Linked DNA regions of Homo sapiens: region 1 is linked to region 2. Evidence: read pairs that join two places in POLR2A ChIA-PET (ENCODE). Cell type or tissue: Panc1. All regions are shown on one strand. Links, peaks and the distances in the headings refer to the core of each region. The heading gives the core; the rest is flanking DNA.

Region 1 (8,402 bases), core at 2,300-7,299, 860 kb after region 2:
AGAGAGTGGGGGCCAATATTCAACATTCTTAAAGAAAAGAGTTTTCAACCCAGAATTTCATATCCAGCCAAACTAAGCTTCATAAGTGAAGGAGAAATAAAATCCTTTACAGACAAGCAAATGCTGAGAGATTTTGTCACCAGCAGGCCTGCCTTAAAAGAGCTCCTGAAGGAAGCACTAAACATGGAAAGGAACAACTGGTACCAGCCACTGCAAAAACATGCCAAATTGTAAAGACCATCAAGGCTAGGAAGAAGCTGCATCAACTAACAAGCAAAATACCCAGCTAACATCATAATGACAGGATCAAATTCACACATAACAATATTAACCTTAAATGTAAATGGGCTAAATTCTCCAATTAAAAGACACAGACTGGCAAATTGGATAAAGAGTCAAGACCCATCAGTGTGCTGTATTCAGGAAACCCATCTCACATGCAGAAACACACATAGGCTCAAAATAAAGGGATGGAGGAAGACCTACCAAGCAAATGGAAAACAAAAAAAGGCAGGGGCTGCAATCCTAGTCTCTGATAAAACAGACATTAAACCAACAAAGATAAAAAGAGACAAAGAAGGCCATTACATAATGGTAAAGAGATCAATTCAACAAGAAGAGCTAACTATCCTAAATATATATGCACCCAATACAGGAGCACCCAGATTCATAAAGCAAGTCCTTAGAGACCTACAAAGAGACCAAACTCCCACGCAATAATAATGGGAGACTTTAACACCACACTGTCAACATTAGACAGATCAACAAGACAGAAAGTTAACAAGGATATCCAGGAACAGAACTCAGCTCTGCACCAAGTGGACCTAATAGACATCTACAGAACTCTCCACCCCAAATCAACAGAATATACATTCTTCTCAGCACCACACTACGCCTATTCCAAAACTAACCACATAGTTGGAAGTAAAGCACTCCTCAGCAAATGTAAAAGAACAGAAATTATAACAAACTGTCTCTCAGACCACAGTGCAATCAAACTAGAACTCAGGATTAAGAAACTCACTCAAAACCGCTCAACTACATGGAAACTGAACAACCTGCTCCTGAATGACTACTGGGTACATAACGAAATGAAGGCAGAAATAAAGATGTTCTTTGAAACCAACAAGAATAAAGACACAACATACCAGAATCTCTGGGACACATTTAAAGCAGTGTGTAGGGGGAAATTTATAGCACTAAATGCCCACAAGAGAAAGCAGAAAAGATCTAAAATTGACACCCTAACATCACAATGAAAAGAACTAGAGAAACAAGAGCAAACACATTCAAAAGCTAGCAGAAGGCAAGAAATAACTAAGATCAGAGCAGAACTGAAGGAGATAGAGACACAAAAAAACCCTTCAAAAAATCAATGAATCCAGGAGCTGGTTTTTTGAAAAGATCAACAAAATTGATAGACCGCTAGCAAGACTAATAAAGAAGAAAAGAGAGAAGAATCAAATAGATGCAATAAAAAATGATAAAGGGGATATCACCACCGATCCCACAGAAATACAACCTATCATCAGAGAATACTATAAACACCTCTACACAAATAAACTAGAAAATCTAGAAGAAATGGATAAATTCCTCGATACATAGACCCTCCCAAGACTAAACCAGGAAGAAGGTGAATCCCTGAATGGACCAATAACAGGCTCTGAAATTGAGGCAATAATTAATAGCTTACCAACCAAAAAAAGTCCAGGACCAGATGGATTCACAGCCGAATTCTACCAGAGGTACAAGCAGGAACTGGTACCATTCCTTCTGAAACTATTCCAATCAATAGAAAAAGAGGGAATCCTCCCTAACTCATTTTATGAGGCCAGCATCATCCTGGTACCAAAGCCTCGCAGAGAAACAACAAAAAAAGAGAATTTTAGACCAATATCCCTGATGAACATTGATGCAAAAATCCTCAATAAAATACTGGCAAACCAAATCCAGTGGCACATCAAAAAGCTTATCCACCATGATCAAGTGGGCTTCATCCCTGGGATGCAAGGCTGGTTTAACATACGCAAATCAATAAACGTAATCCAGCATGTAAACAGAACCAACGACAAAAACCACATGATTATCTCAACAGATGCAGAAAATCCCTTTGACAAAATTCAACAACCTTCATGCTAAAAACTCTCAATAAATTAGGTATTCATGGGACGTATCTCAAAATAATAAGAGCTTTCTATGACAAACCCACAGCCAATATCATACTGAATGGGCAAAAACTGGAAGCATTCCCTTTGAAAACTGGCACAAGACAGGGATGCCCTCTCTCACCACTACTATTCAACATAGTGTTGGAAGTTCTGGCCAGGGCAATCAGGCAGGAGAAGGAAATAAAGGGTATTCAATTAGGAAAATAAGAAGTCAAACTGTCCCTGTTTGCAGATGACATGACTGTATATTTAGAAAACCCCATCATCTCAGCCCAAAATCTCCTTAAGCTGATAAGCAACTTCAGCAAAGTCTCAGCATACAAAATCAATGTGCAAAAATCACAAGCATTCTTATACACCAATAACAGACAAACAGAGAGCCAAATCTTGAGTGAACTCCCATTCACAATTGCTTCAAAGAGAATAAAATACCTAGGAATCCAACTTACAAGGGATGTGAAGGACCTCTTCAAGGAGAACTACAAACCACTGCTCAATGAAATAAAAAAGGATACAAACAAACGGAAGAACATTCCATGCTCACAGGTAGGAAGAATCAATATCGTGAAAATGTCCATACTGCCCAAGGTAATTTATAGATTCAATGCCATCCCCATCAAGCTACCAATGACTTTCTTCACAGAATTGGAAAAAACTGCTTTAAAGTTCACATGGAACCAAAAAAGAGCCCACATCGCCAAGTCAATCCTAAGCCAAAAGAACAAAGCTGGAGGCATCACGCTACCTGACTTCAAACTATACTGCAAGACTACAGTAACCAAAACAGCATGGTACCAGTACCAAAACAGAGATATAGATCAATGGAACAGAACAGAGCCCTCAGAAATAATGCCACATATCTACAACTATCTGATCTTTGACAAACCTGAGAAAAACAAGCAATGGGGAAAGGATTCCCTATTTAATAAATGGTGCTGGGAAAACTGGCTAGCCATATGTAGAAAGCTGAAACTGGATCCCTTCCTTACATCTTATACAAAAATTAATTCAAGATGGATTAAAGACTTAAATGTTAGACCTAAAACCATAAAAACCCTAGAAGAAAACCTAGGCAATAGCATTCAGGACATAGGCATGGGCAAGGACTTCATGTCTAAAACACCAAAAGCAATGGCAACAAAAGCCAAAATTGAGAGATGGGATCTAATTAAACTAAAGAGCTTCTGCACAGCCAAAGAAACTACCATCAGAGTGAACAGGCAACCTACAGAATGGGAGAAAATTTTTGCAATCTACTCATCTGACAAAGGGCTAATATCCAGAATCTACAATGAACTCCAACAAATTTACAAGAAAAAAACAAACAACCCCATCAAAAAGCGGGCGAAGGATATGAACAGACACTTCTCAAAAGAAGACATTTATGCAGCCAAAAGACACATGAAAAAATGCTCATCATCACTGACCATCAGAGAAATGCAAATGAAAACCACAGTGAGATACCATCTCACACCAGTTAGAATGGCGATCATTAAAAAGTCAGGAAACAACAGGTGCTGGAGAGGATGTGGAGAAATAGGAACACTTTTACACTGCTGGTGGGACTGTAAACTAGTTCAACCATTGTGGAAATCAGTGTGGCGATTCCTCAGGGATCTAGAACTAGAATTACTATTTGACCCAGCCATCCCATTACTGGGTATATACCCAAAGGATTATAAATCATGCTGCTATAAAGACACATGCACACGTATGTTTATTGCAGCACTATTGACAATAGCAAAGACTTGGAACCAGCCCAAATGTCCAACAATGATAGACTGGATTAAGAAAATGTGGCACATATACACCATGGAATACTATGCAGCCATAAAAAATGATGAGTTCATGTCCTTTGTAGGGACATGGATGAAGCTGGAAACCATCATTCTCAGCAAACTGTCGCAAAGACAAAAAACCAAACACCACATGTCCTCACTCATAGGTGGGAATTGAACAATGAGAACACATGGACACAGGAAGGGGAACATGACACATCAGGGCCTGTTGTGGGGTGGGGGAAGGGGGGAGGGATAGCATTAGGAGAGATACCTAATGTTTAAATGGCGAGTTAATGGGTGCAGCACACCAACATGGTACATGTATACATATGCAACAAACCTGCACATTGTACACATGTACCCTGAAACTTAAAGTATAATAAAAAAAGAAAATAAAAATGTGTCAACGTTATGTACTTGAGAAATCCTATCTAGATTATTAAAAAAGAAAATAAAGTTAGCAAGAAAGTAGATTACTGTGCAAAATTAATTTTTATCTCTGATAAATCAGTGTAGAAATGTTAAATAAAAATAAACCACATTTATTTGCCATTTTCCTGTTTGCTTTAATAAGAGATAATACACTCTCCAAAGACATTGTTAAATCTCATCCTTACTCTTTCTTTCCCCTCTACCCTCTGGTTACCGTGAGAATTAAGGTCTTTAATTCCAAAGGAGAGTTGTTGTGAGGACAATCTGTGCTTTCCCTGGGAAAATGAATAAGCAGGGTAAGAACAAGTAGAGCAGATTTCTCACAGGAAGATGATTGTGGCTGCATGTGGGTCTAGATTGCTTAAGAGGCTAAAGAGGAGAGAAGTCACAATCAAAAAGGGCATGCCTATAATCCCAGCACTTTAGAAAGCTGAGGTGGGTGGATCATCTCAGTTCAGGAGTTCAAGACCAGCCTGGCCAACATGGCAAAACCCCATCTCTACTAAAAATGCAAAAATTAGCCGGGCATGGTGGCAGGCGCCTGTAGTCCAGCTACTTGGGAGGGTGAGGCAGGAGAATTGCTTGAACCCAGGAGGTAGAGTTTGCAGTGAGCTGAGATGGCACCACTGCCCTCCAGCATTGGCAACAGAGCGAGACTCTGTCTCCAAAAGAAAAAGAAAGGCCTGCCTGTGGCTGTGACCCAAGGGCTTTCCAATCTAGATTCTAGATTTGTGCCAAGAAACCCTTTAGAGATGTCCATTTTTCTTTCCCCTTTTAGTGTCATTTAAGTACATATTCTATTTGCTTATTTATTTACATATTTATGTTCAGATTTCCTAGGATGTTAAAGAAAAATGATGTATATTGTGATTGATTTACAACTGTATTGCCATTTAATTGCCATACTTTGAAATGTCTCTATACTGAGAGGTAACATAGTCAACATTTAGATGACCATCTTTTCATACAGAAACACACAAACACACACACACACACACATACAGTTGTATGTAAATAGTATCATTTTATACATGCTATTTTATCATGGACATCTTCTTCTGTCTTTTTGCCTAGTTTCATCTTCTTTTCTAATCATCTTCATCTCTAAGTTAGCCAGTCTTAAAATCTTAATGTGTATCTGTCCCAATTTTTTTATTGTACAATCACATACAAACTCATGTATTCATATATTATATTCAGCACATAGAATATAACCAAGTATTTAGAACAGTGTCTTGAATGTCATAGATGCTCAGTAAATATTTGTTGAATAAATGAATGGTTTGCCTTAGAAAAATGAGATCATATTATATATACGTGTGTGTATGTGTATGTTTATATTACATATCTGGCTTTTATTGCTCAATATTCTATGTATTTTTTCATATAGATTTAATTCTTATAAATGGTTGTATAATAGCCCATGGTTATGAAAGTAATATCAATTTATTTAACTAGATCCCTAATTGATAGTTTAAATGCTTTTACTTTTTGCCAGTATAAACAATAATAGCTAACACCTATTAAGTGTTTATCATGTGCTAAGTTTTTTTTTTTTTTTTTTTGCGCTTTACATGTATTAAGCTACTGAGGGGTTAGGTTATTCTCCCCATTTTAGAAAACTGAGCAGGAGTAGGTAAGAAACGCCCCAGGCTATATAGCCAATAGGTGGCAAACTAGTCAGTATGGCTCCAAAGTATATTTCACTAAACTACTTTTATAGAAGGTAGTAATCAACACTATTGTAGAAACATTCTAATTGAATGGTCCTTTATTTCTATTCAATAGTTTATCTGGTGTGGAATTACTGCAGAACCATATGTGTGTATTTTATATTGCTAAATTGCTCTGCAAAAAGGCAGTAACAGTTTACATTTGCACTAGCCATGTATGAGACTATTCTTTCCTCTAGCAGTATTTTTTTTAAATGTATGTTTTTTATTTCTTTTCTTTTTTTTCAATCTGGTGGGTGAGAAGTGATATTTCATTGTTAAGTCTGTATACTTTGTTGACAGTAGTGAGGTTGAACATCATATGTTCGTCAGTCATTTGGATTAGCTCTACTATAAATTGTTGTATTAGGGCTCTCCAGAGAAACAAAACCAATGTGTGTGTGTGTGTGTGTGTGTGTGTGTGTGTGTGTGTAATTTATTTTTATTTATTTTAAAAAATTGGTTCACATGATTATGGAGGCTGGCGAGTCCAAAATCTGCACGGTAGGCTGGCAGGCTGGAGACAAAGACAAGACAATGCTGCAATTCAAGTACAAGGGACTTCTGCTGCACAATTCTTCTTTCTCAGGGGAGGTCAATGTTTTTGTTCTATTCAGGTCTTCAACTGATTGGATGAGGACCACCCACAGTATATAGAGGACAATCTACCTTACTCAAAGTTCACTGATTTAAATGTTAATCTCATCTAAAAGTACTCTCACAGAAACATCCATAATAATGTAGGCCCAAATATCGGGACAATATTACCCAGTCAAGTTAACACTTAAAATTAACCATCACAAATATCTACTAATATATTTTCCGTTTTTCTTTTCTTTTTTTGAGATGGAGTCTTGCTCTGTCACCCAGGCTGGAGTGCAGTGGCATGATCTCGGCTCACTGCAACATCTGCTTCTTGGATTCAAGCGATTCTCCTGCCTCAGCCTCCCTAGTAGCTGGGACTACAGGTGCGTGCCACCATGCCCCGCTAATTTTTTGAATTTTTAATAGAGACGGGGTTTCACCGTGTTAGCCAGAATGGCCTCAATCTCCTGAACTCGTGATCCGCCCGCCTCGGCCTCCCAAAGTGCTGGGATTACAGGCGTAAGCCACTGCCCTCGGGCTTTCCTCATTTTTTGATTGAATTGCTTACATCTTTTTATCGCCTTGAATATTATTGTAATCAACCCATTAAATGTTTTGCGAATATTTTGCCCTCTTTTATATCCTTTATTTTTTTACCCTATTTCTCATCATTTTAAATTTTAAATTATTATTTTGAATACTTTATAATCAGTGAATCATTGAAATTGAGATGAAAATTTGGACACTGTCATTTTGATAATCACTTTTGAGTTTATAGTCTTCTAAGGTGATTTTAGGAGATTTTTCAATATTTATTTTCAATATGTATTCAATAAATATTTATAATTTTTAGTCATTATTCAATATTTATTTAAAATCAAATTGTTCTTTCAATTCTAATGAATTTTTGGAAGATGTTGAAATTAGATCTGCTCTTTTCCAAAGTAAGGAATCTAGAGCAAATAGTTCCCACATGTGGAAACTATTGTTAAGAGGTTTTAAAAGTTTAAACTACTCATATGTAATATTGGTTACAATGTTTAATTCTTAGAAGAACTAGTCGAATTAATTTCGGAATTTGTTTATTCCATACCACGTTTATTTTAAAATTTTTCTTCAAAATTGCTTAAAACATAGTCTAAGCAAATTGTTGAAACGTTGTTCTCATTCAATTTGACTGTCAATTTTAATTTTTAGTAAGTATATATATATGTGCTATTCCTGCTTGTCAAGCCAAAATATGAAAATTCAGTTAATGAGTAACAATATTTAAGCATCAGAGTCTGTTTTAAAACTGAAAAAAAAATGTATGTGTACTAAGGAAAAGCTTCAGCCTCTCAGTCTCATGCAATTTTCTATTCATTTAATTTTTATACATTACTTCTTATAACTACTAGCATCAAATTAGTATCTTGCTATATTTTATCTCATATTATCACAGAGGAAAAAGTACTGTATAATTATATATACCCTTCAGTATATGATTAATAGTCATTATAATTAATATTTTTAAATTAATTTGTGATTTTTGTTGCAGGATTCATTTTTTAGTAAAAGCTTTTATATCCTATATGTAAGATAACTCCCTATTCCTGTGATATAACTTGTGTTAGATTATGGGTTCTGGAAGGCAAGTAACAGACTTAAAAAAATTCACTTAACTTCCAATCATATATTGTTTTTATATTGTATATTCAGTTGGTGGACAACATGAGGGCTTTTGA
Region 2 (8,402 bases), core at 1,947-6,946:
TTTAAACTTTCATTAATTTGAACTCATATACATCCATAATCATGATTTTCAGTCTTCTGTCTGCATAAACTTGAGGAATACGACATTCTCTTTCAATAACAGTGGCTCCTTATTATGGTAATTCTCACTTTGAGTGTAAGGAGAATGAAAAGACCATGTGTTCTTTGAAAAACCTTCTTCTCCTAGAGGTTTTGATAACCCCCTCAAGTCAAAACCACTTATCTATATTAATTTTTTAAAACTCAATGATTTAATTCTTCATGAAATTAAGAAGCTTGAAATGCTGATTTTAGTTTGTCTCATGTAAGAGAACATTAGAAGTAAATATATTGTTGAAGGCATTAGATTATTAAATAACATGTTTTTTGTTTTTGTTTCCTATAGTCATTCAGTAATCCATATGAAGACTAATCACTGTATTAGTTATCCATTGCTGTCTAAAAAATTAGTGCCAAAACTGAGTTAAAGCAGTATTTATTATCTTATATGATGAGGTACAGGAATCTGAGAGCTGCTTAGTTGGGTGGTTCCTGCTCAGGATTTCTAATGAGCTTGCAGTCAAACTGTCAGCCAGCTTTGCAGTCATCTACAGGCTTGACTGGGCTGGAAGATTCACGTCCAGGTTCATCACCTGGCTGTTGACAGAAGAGCTCAGTTCCTCACCACGTAGCCCTCTCTGTAGGGTTTTTCACAATCTCAAAGCTGGCTTTTCAGAACTAATGATTGAGAGATAGGCAGAGAGACAGCCCCCAGCATGGAAGGTGCTTTGTAACCTAATCTCAGAAATTACATAGTGTCACTTCCACACAAACCAACTTCAGTACAATATAAGAGGGGCCTATGTGACTACCAGGAGGGTGGGTCTCATTAGGAGACAGGAGGCTGGTTACTATAACCATCAATATTTAATTTTTACTACTTATTAAATGTTTTTTCTTACTCATTATAAGACTTGAACTTTTGATAATGGCACAATAATATGCTTATCTTTTTATATTTTATATAAACATGTTTTTATATTTTATATATGCATGTTTTTCTTATGTTTAATAGGTGTCCCATCATCCACCAATATCTGCCTTTTATGTTAGTAATCGAAAAGATGGATTTTGCCTTAGCGGTAGTATCCTGGCTAAGTCTAAGTTTTATGGTGAGTTTTCCCGTCCCAACTTGCACCCTCTCCTGGGAGGTATTATTTTCTGGTGAGCTTTTATTTAGGCAGTGTCATGGGCTATTTTCAACAAGGAGTTTGTCATTTTAAGTATCATCTTTCCTTGAATAATGGCTTTTTTCTGCCCACTCATAAATAAAGGTGTGGCTTATGTATTCATCACATATATGTGAATATATCACAAACATTTCTTATGAAAAGACAGAATGATTGCCCATTATAGCCCTTTAGTGCATAAAGTGTTTCTTTTGCCTTTAGTCTGGCCAGTTTTTTGTGTTTCATTTCAGTGTATCTAAGGGATTAGTCTTTCTATTTTAGTCTTTGAACAGAGAGGAAGAATCCAAGTATGGTTACGATACCTGGCCCAGGGTCAGTCAGTAAATATATTTAACTTTGGACTAAATAACATACCAAAAAAACTGTTTGCAAGTACAAGGGAAAATAGAGAAATGGTTATAGTAGGAAACATTAATATAAAAACTTTGATAGTTCAAACAAATCATTGCCAAAGCTATATACCAGTAAAACATATCTAACCTTAAAATGCTTTTATATAGTTTTAAAAAATATTTAAATGAAGAAGAACAATTAAATTTCAACCAAAGAATTTTAAACCTGAGTGAAAAAAATCATTATGATAAAAAAGGAAAAATAAAGTATGTAAACAGAAATCCAAGGTCTGGTTACCTGAGCGTGTGGTGAGCCATAGTTCAGTCTGCAACAGGGATATCTAAGAGTAGTTTTTGATCAGGAACGTGGTGTGTATTGTTATATTTCTTCAAGGTGTCTTTTATTTCCCTTGATGTTCGTTTTGGTTTGGTTTTGGGTTTTTTTTTTTTTAACCTTGTTTTGTTTAAGATGGTGATTGCTTGTTTTTTTCCCCTTAAGTTTATCTATATTTCATATTTGATATATTTCTTACCTACTTCACCTTTCATCCCTCCATTCTTCTACCCTGACTATAGTATAAATGGCTTTTCTGAGTGTGTGTTCTACCCTTATAGAAATTTTTATTGAGTACGAGGTGCATAGCTCACTTTCTGGGATTACTTCATCAGTGGGCCTTTTTTCTGTGTTATAGTACAATTTATATACATCAGAGCTATCTGTTCCTTTATAATTTGAAAGAATCTATTAAATCCAGAATGAATTTAAGATCGTCAGAATTGGTAAACATATGGGTAAATTCAAAAGACATTTTTTCTTATTTTTTCCTTTTAATACATGTAACCATTCAAAACAGAAATGTCAGCATTATCTTGTGAGTTTTATAACATATGCAGATTTAACACATGTAACTACAGTACACAGCCCTGGAAGAGAATGGACCTAGAGATAGCAAAATTTTCTATTCTATATAAAGTGGTCAAAGATTAACTGTGAGTGCAATGGCACAATCTCGGCTCACTGCAACCTCTGCCTCCCGGGTTCAAGCTATTCTCCTGCCTCAGCCTCCCAAGTACCTGGGATTACAGGCACCCACCACCACACCCAGCTGATTTTTGTATTTTTAGTAGAGATGGGGTTTCACCATGTTGGTCAGGCTGGTCTCGAACTCCTGACCTCAAGTGATCCACCCGCCTCAGCCTCCCAAAGTGCTGGGGTTACAGGCGTGAGCCACTGCACCCAGCCGACTGTGACATTTTAAAGATTAATATTGTAATCCCTAAAGCAGTGGTTCTCCTCAGGAGACATTTGGCAATGTCTGAAGACATTTTGGGTTCTCACAGTTGGGAGATCCAGTAGGTAGATGCCAGGAATGCTGCTAAACATCCTGCAATGCACAGAACAACCCCTTACAACAAATAATTATCCAGTCCCCTAAATGTCAGTAGTGCTACCATTGAGAAGCCCTACACTAGAGCAAACACACACACACACAAAGAAAAATCGCCACCAAAAAGTATAGGTAAAAAATCAGTAAGAAAATTAAAATGAAATTCTTTAAAAAATTTAAACAATAATTTAAATAATGTATAAAAGAAACAGGAAAGCCCAATCAAGGAACAAAAATCAGAGGGGACAGATAGAAAACACATAGCAAAATGATAGACTAAAACCCAATAATATGATTGTATCAGTCTTAATGGCCCAAATAATCTCATTTAAAGACAGTGATTATCAGATTAGCTAAAACAGCAAGGACCAACATACCTTAAATGTAGACACACAAATAGGCTGAAAGTAAATGGAAAGTAGGCCGCGCATGGTGGCTCAGGCATGTAATCCCAGCACTTTGGGAGACCAAGGTGGGTGGATCACCTGAGGTCAGGAGTTCAATACTAGCCAGGCCAAAATGGTGAAACCCTGTCTCTACTAAAAATACAAAAATTAGCTGGGCATGGTGGTGTACACCTGTAATCCCAGCTACTTGGAGTGCTAAGGCAGGAGAATCACTTGAACCCGGGAGGCAGAGGTTGCAATGAGCTGAGATCATGCCACTGCACTCCAGCCTGGGCAACAAGAGCAAGACTCTGTCTCAAGAAAGGAAAAAAAAAAAAAGAAAGTAAATGGAAAGTAAAAGTTAAAAGCTAAACTATGCAAGTATTAAGTACAAGTAGGGTTAAGTGAGTATATTAATAAAATAGATTTCAAAACAAAAAGTGTTAATAGAGATAAAGAACATTTCATAATGAAATAAAAAGGTTCAGTACGTCAGGATAACATAATAATCATAAATGCCTGTGTATCTAATCACAGAACTTCAATGAAGCAAAAATAGACAGAATTAAAAGAGATAGAAATTTGAAATGGACAAATTTCTTAAGAGACACAAATTACCACAGCTGACCCAAGAAGTGGTGTAAAATTGTAATAGCTTTATATCAGATAAATTGATTTAGTAATGTAAAATATTTCTTCAAGGATATACTCCAGGCCCAGATGTCTTGAGTTCTTCTAAAGATTTAAGGCAGAAATAACAGTTCTACACAATTTTTGGCATAAAATAGAAGAAGAAAAAACACTCCTCAGATCATTTTATGAGGCCAGGATTATCCTGATTCCCCAAACCAGAGATTACAAGAAAATAAACTACAGATCTAATATCCTTATACATGTAAAAATTCTTAAGTAGTAACAAATCAACAGATAGGGAGAATAATATATGGACATATAAATAAAGGTATCATGATCAGTATATTAAAAGAATAATATGATGAAATGGATTTTATCTCAGGAATACAAGGTTGGTTTACCATCTGATAAACAATGTAATTTACCATATTAATAGAATAACAGAGAAGAAAAGTGTGATTTCGATAGATATGGAAAAATGATTTGACAGAATTCAACACCTATTTATTTCTTAGTCCTCAAGGAACTAGGACTAGATTAAAGGCATCTATGAAAAATATATAGCCAACTTCATACTTTTAAGGTGAAAATTGAATAATTTCTACCTAAGATCAAGAACAAGGCAAGGATGTTTACTCTCATTACTTCTATACAAAATTGTATTAGAGGTCCTAGCCAATGCAGTAGGCAAATTAAAGGGAAAAATAGCATACAGATTGAAAGGAAGAAGATAAGCTATTTATATACCAGATTACATAGAAAATCTTCAAGAATATACAAAAAAAGCTCATACAACTAATAAGTGAATTTAGTAAGGTCTCAAGATGCATGGTCAAAAAAGAAAAATCAGTTGTATTTCTATATACTAGAAATGAATACTTGCAGAGGGTTTTTTTTTTTTTTTTTTTGGGACAGTGTCTCACTATGTTGCTGGTCTCAAACTCCTGAGCTCAAGGGATCCTCTCACCTCAGCCTCCTGAGTAGCTGGGATTACAGGCACACATCACCATGCCTGGCTCAGAATGAAATTTAAAAACAACTCCAATTATAATAGCATCCAAATAATGTATTTAAAAATAAATTTAATAAAAGATGTGTAAGTCGTGTATACTGAAGACTAAAACATTGCTGAGGAAAATTAAAGAAGATCCAAATAAATGGATAGATAGACTATGTTTATATATTGAGATATTTAATAGTGTTAAGATAATAGAGCTCCCTTAATTGAGCCATAGACTCAGTGCAATCCTAATCATAATCTAAGCAGGCTTTTTTGAAGATATTGGCAAGTTGGCTCTCAAATTACGTTGAAAAGTCAAGGACCCAAAACAGCCAAACAATTTTGAAAAAGAACAAGAAAGGTCTTTCACTGCCTGATTTTAGAATAAAGCTAAGGTAATCATTACAGTGTGGAATTGACGTAATGGTAGATGTATAAATTAATGGGATGCAATAGAGTTCAGATGTAGACCTGTACACATGGTCAAATGTTTTTTGACATGGGAGAAATGATTGTCCATAGTTAAACATACATTTACCATGAACTCAGAAATTCCACTCCTAGGTATTTGCCCATGAAAAATGAAAATAGATGTCTACATAAAGACTTGTACGTAAATGTTCTTAAGTATACACAACATTATTCATAACAATCCAGGACTAAACACAACTTAAGGACCATCAACTAGTAAGGAAATAATCACAACTACAGAATGCTAACTAGCAATAAAAAGGAATAGAATTCTTATACAACAATGTGGATGAACCTGAAAGACATTGTGCTAATTGAAGGAAGTAAAACACAGCAAGCTACATATTCTATAATGCCATCTGTACAGAATTCTAGAATAGGTAAAGCCAGTGATTTAAAATGCACCATTGGTGTCCTGGGGCTAAGGGAAAGGATTGACTGCTCAGGGGCAAGGAGGAACTTTTTGGGGATAATGGGAAGTTCTATATCTTGATTGTGGTGGTGGTTATATGACTCTGCAATTTCCAAAACTCAAATTTCACACTTAAAATGGGTTAGTTACTGTATGTAAATTTATACTTCAGTAAAGCTGAGAATAGAAGGAGAGAAAATGCATACAGGAGAAAACTTAGAAGAAATTACCATAGTATTTTATCGTTGACTGCATTTTGGTGCTTTATATATATTTTTTATTTTTCTAAATTGTCTATAGGATTAATTATAAGCATTTAAAGCTTGAGATTTGTAAGTAATGTGACTTACAGCTAAAAAATAATGGTTTTATTCAAAAAAGAAAATTAGGCTATACAGTGAAACAGTGTTTTATTAAGATTAAGTATTCTACATGTTTTCTCATTTTCTTGTAACTCTCATAAAACAGGCCGGGTGCAGTGGCTCATGCCTGTAATCCCAGCACTTTGGGAGGCCGAGGTGGGCAGATCACCCAAGGTGGGCAGATCACCCAAGGTCAGGAGTTAAAATCAGCTTGGCCAACATGGGGAAACCCTGTCTCTACTACAAATATAAAAATTAGCTGGGTATGGTGGTGCACGCCTGTAATCCCAGCCACTCAGGAGGCTGAGACAGGAGAATTGCTGAACCCTGGAGGTGGAGATTACAGTGAGTCGAGATCACTCCACTGCACTCCAGCCTGGGCAACAGAGTGACAGAGACTCCATCTCAAAAAAAAAAGCACATAACTGTATCTTTTAAAAGTAGTCATTATGTAAAAATGAGAATATGGATGAAATATGTTTTGGATATAAGGTAATGAATACATGTTTGGGCACATTGAGATTGAGACATTTTTAAGACTTTCTACTGTAGATGTCTGGTAGGTGTTCTAAATATATTTTGTTTGTTTTGAATTGGTTGAATAAGTTTTGTGAAATTTAATAAACAACATTTTATTTCAGGAAACTCATTATCTGCAATATTAGAGGGAGAAGCACGGTTAACTTTCTTGAATAGAGGTGAAGATTATGTAATGACAATGCCATACGCTCATTGTAAAGGTAAATATTTTCTATACTTGAATTAGATATTAAGCTTTCCTTTTAAGTAAATGTATGTAGCTGTGATTTGTTATGCTTTGTGATTGATGGAGTCAGACTTACATTTTGTTTGAAAGCATCCTTGGATTACAGATATTTAAGATTATTGCTATCATTTGCTGAATATTTCTGCGGTGAATTAATTCACCTGTAATGGACTCTTTGTGATGTGTACTTTAGTCAGAAGAGACTGATTTATCATAATGGAATTTCTTTGCACTTGCCTGATGTGCAAATTTTCAAATTTGACAAAACCGTCTATTATTTCAGAATCTGTAAAGATGATTTTCATCTTTTTGCACCACCATGCTTTTTTAAAATTTTAATTTACTATTTTTTAATGTACCAAGTTTTTTAAAGATTTTTCTCACCCTCATTTGGCAATTTCTTAATGTATTATGCTTTTTGCCCCATTATTTAAAATACAGATAAGGGTATTACATAATAATTGTCATCTATAACATTACAACATGCTAGGCACCCAACTGTTCAATGCATTTATTTAATCATTTCAGCAGCTCCTATAAAATAGAAATATTATTATTCCCTTTTTTAGAAGAGGAAAAATGAAGCACAGAGAGGTTAATATGCCTGAGATCATACAGCTAAAATGTGGCAAGTCAGGATCTGAACCCAGGTGGTTTACCTCTGCACTCTGAACTTTCAACTATTTTGCATCAGTTTAGTGTGGTCATGATGTGTATCCTCCCTTCCAACCGGTTTCTTAAAATCTTAAAAATACCTTTTTTGGTAATTATCCTCTATTTTGGGAACTGATTCATGAAAACATATAAATTATTCAATATGAAAAGTGGGCAAAGGATACGAACAGACACTTTTCAAAAGAAGACATTTATGTGACCAACATGAAAAAAAGCTCATTATCACTGATCATTAGAGAAATGCAAATCAAACCACAATGAGATAGCATCTCATGCCAGTTAGAATGGTGATCATTAAAAAGTCAGGAAATAACAGATGCTGGAGAGGATGTGCAGAAATAGGAACAATTTTACACTGTTGGTGGGAGTGTAAATTAGTTCAGCTATTGTGGAAGACGGTGTGGCTATCCCTCAAGGATCTAGAACTAGAAATACCATTTGACCCAGCAATCACATTACTGGGTATATACCCAAAGGGTTATACATTATTCTGCTATAAAGACACATGTACACGTATGTTTATTGCAGCACTATTCACAATAGCAAAGACTTGGGACCAACCCAAATGCCCATCAGTGATAAACTGGATAAAGAAAATGTGGCACATACACACCATGGAACACTATGCAGCCATAAAAAAGGATGAGTTTATGTCCTTTGCAGGGACATGGATGAAGCTGGAAACCATCATTCTCAGCAAACTAACACAGAAACAGAAAACCAAACACCACATGATCTCACTCATAAGT

What was found. Peaks named below come from ENCODE experiments on the same cell type or tissue, not always from the same donor. Only the 100,000 strongest peaks of a DNase experiment are listed, where the experiment ranks them.
Region 1: POLR2A ChIA-PET joins it to region 2 with 6 read pairs; 2 of 35 experiments call an interaction of 5 or more read pairs at or near these places.

What each region holds. Positions count from the first base shown.
Region 1 is chr12:75,513,371-75,521,772 of GRCh38, reverse strand. No RefSeq gene overlaps it. Among named protein-coding and RNA genes, the nearest start is that of KRR1, 6.0 kb to the right of the region's middle. In Panc1, for the core only: no CTCF peak of the experiment used is centred there; no DNase peak of the experiment used is centred there; H3K27ac peaks cover 1,177 bases.
Region 2 is chr12:76,377,002-76,385,403 of GRCh38, reverse strand. It overlaps OSBPL8 (oxysterol binding protein like 8), which reads left to right. Exons shown (of 24, transcript NM_020841.5): 15 at 1,054-1,150; 16 at 6,854-6,952. Among named protein-coding and RNA genes, the nearest start is that of BBS10, 33 kb to the right of the region's middle. In Panc1, for the core only: no CTCF peak of the experiment used is centred there; no DNase peak of the experiment used is centred there.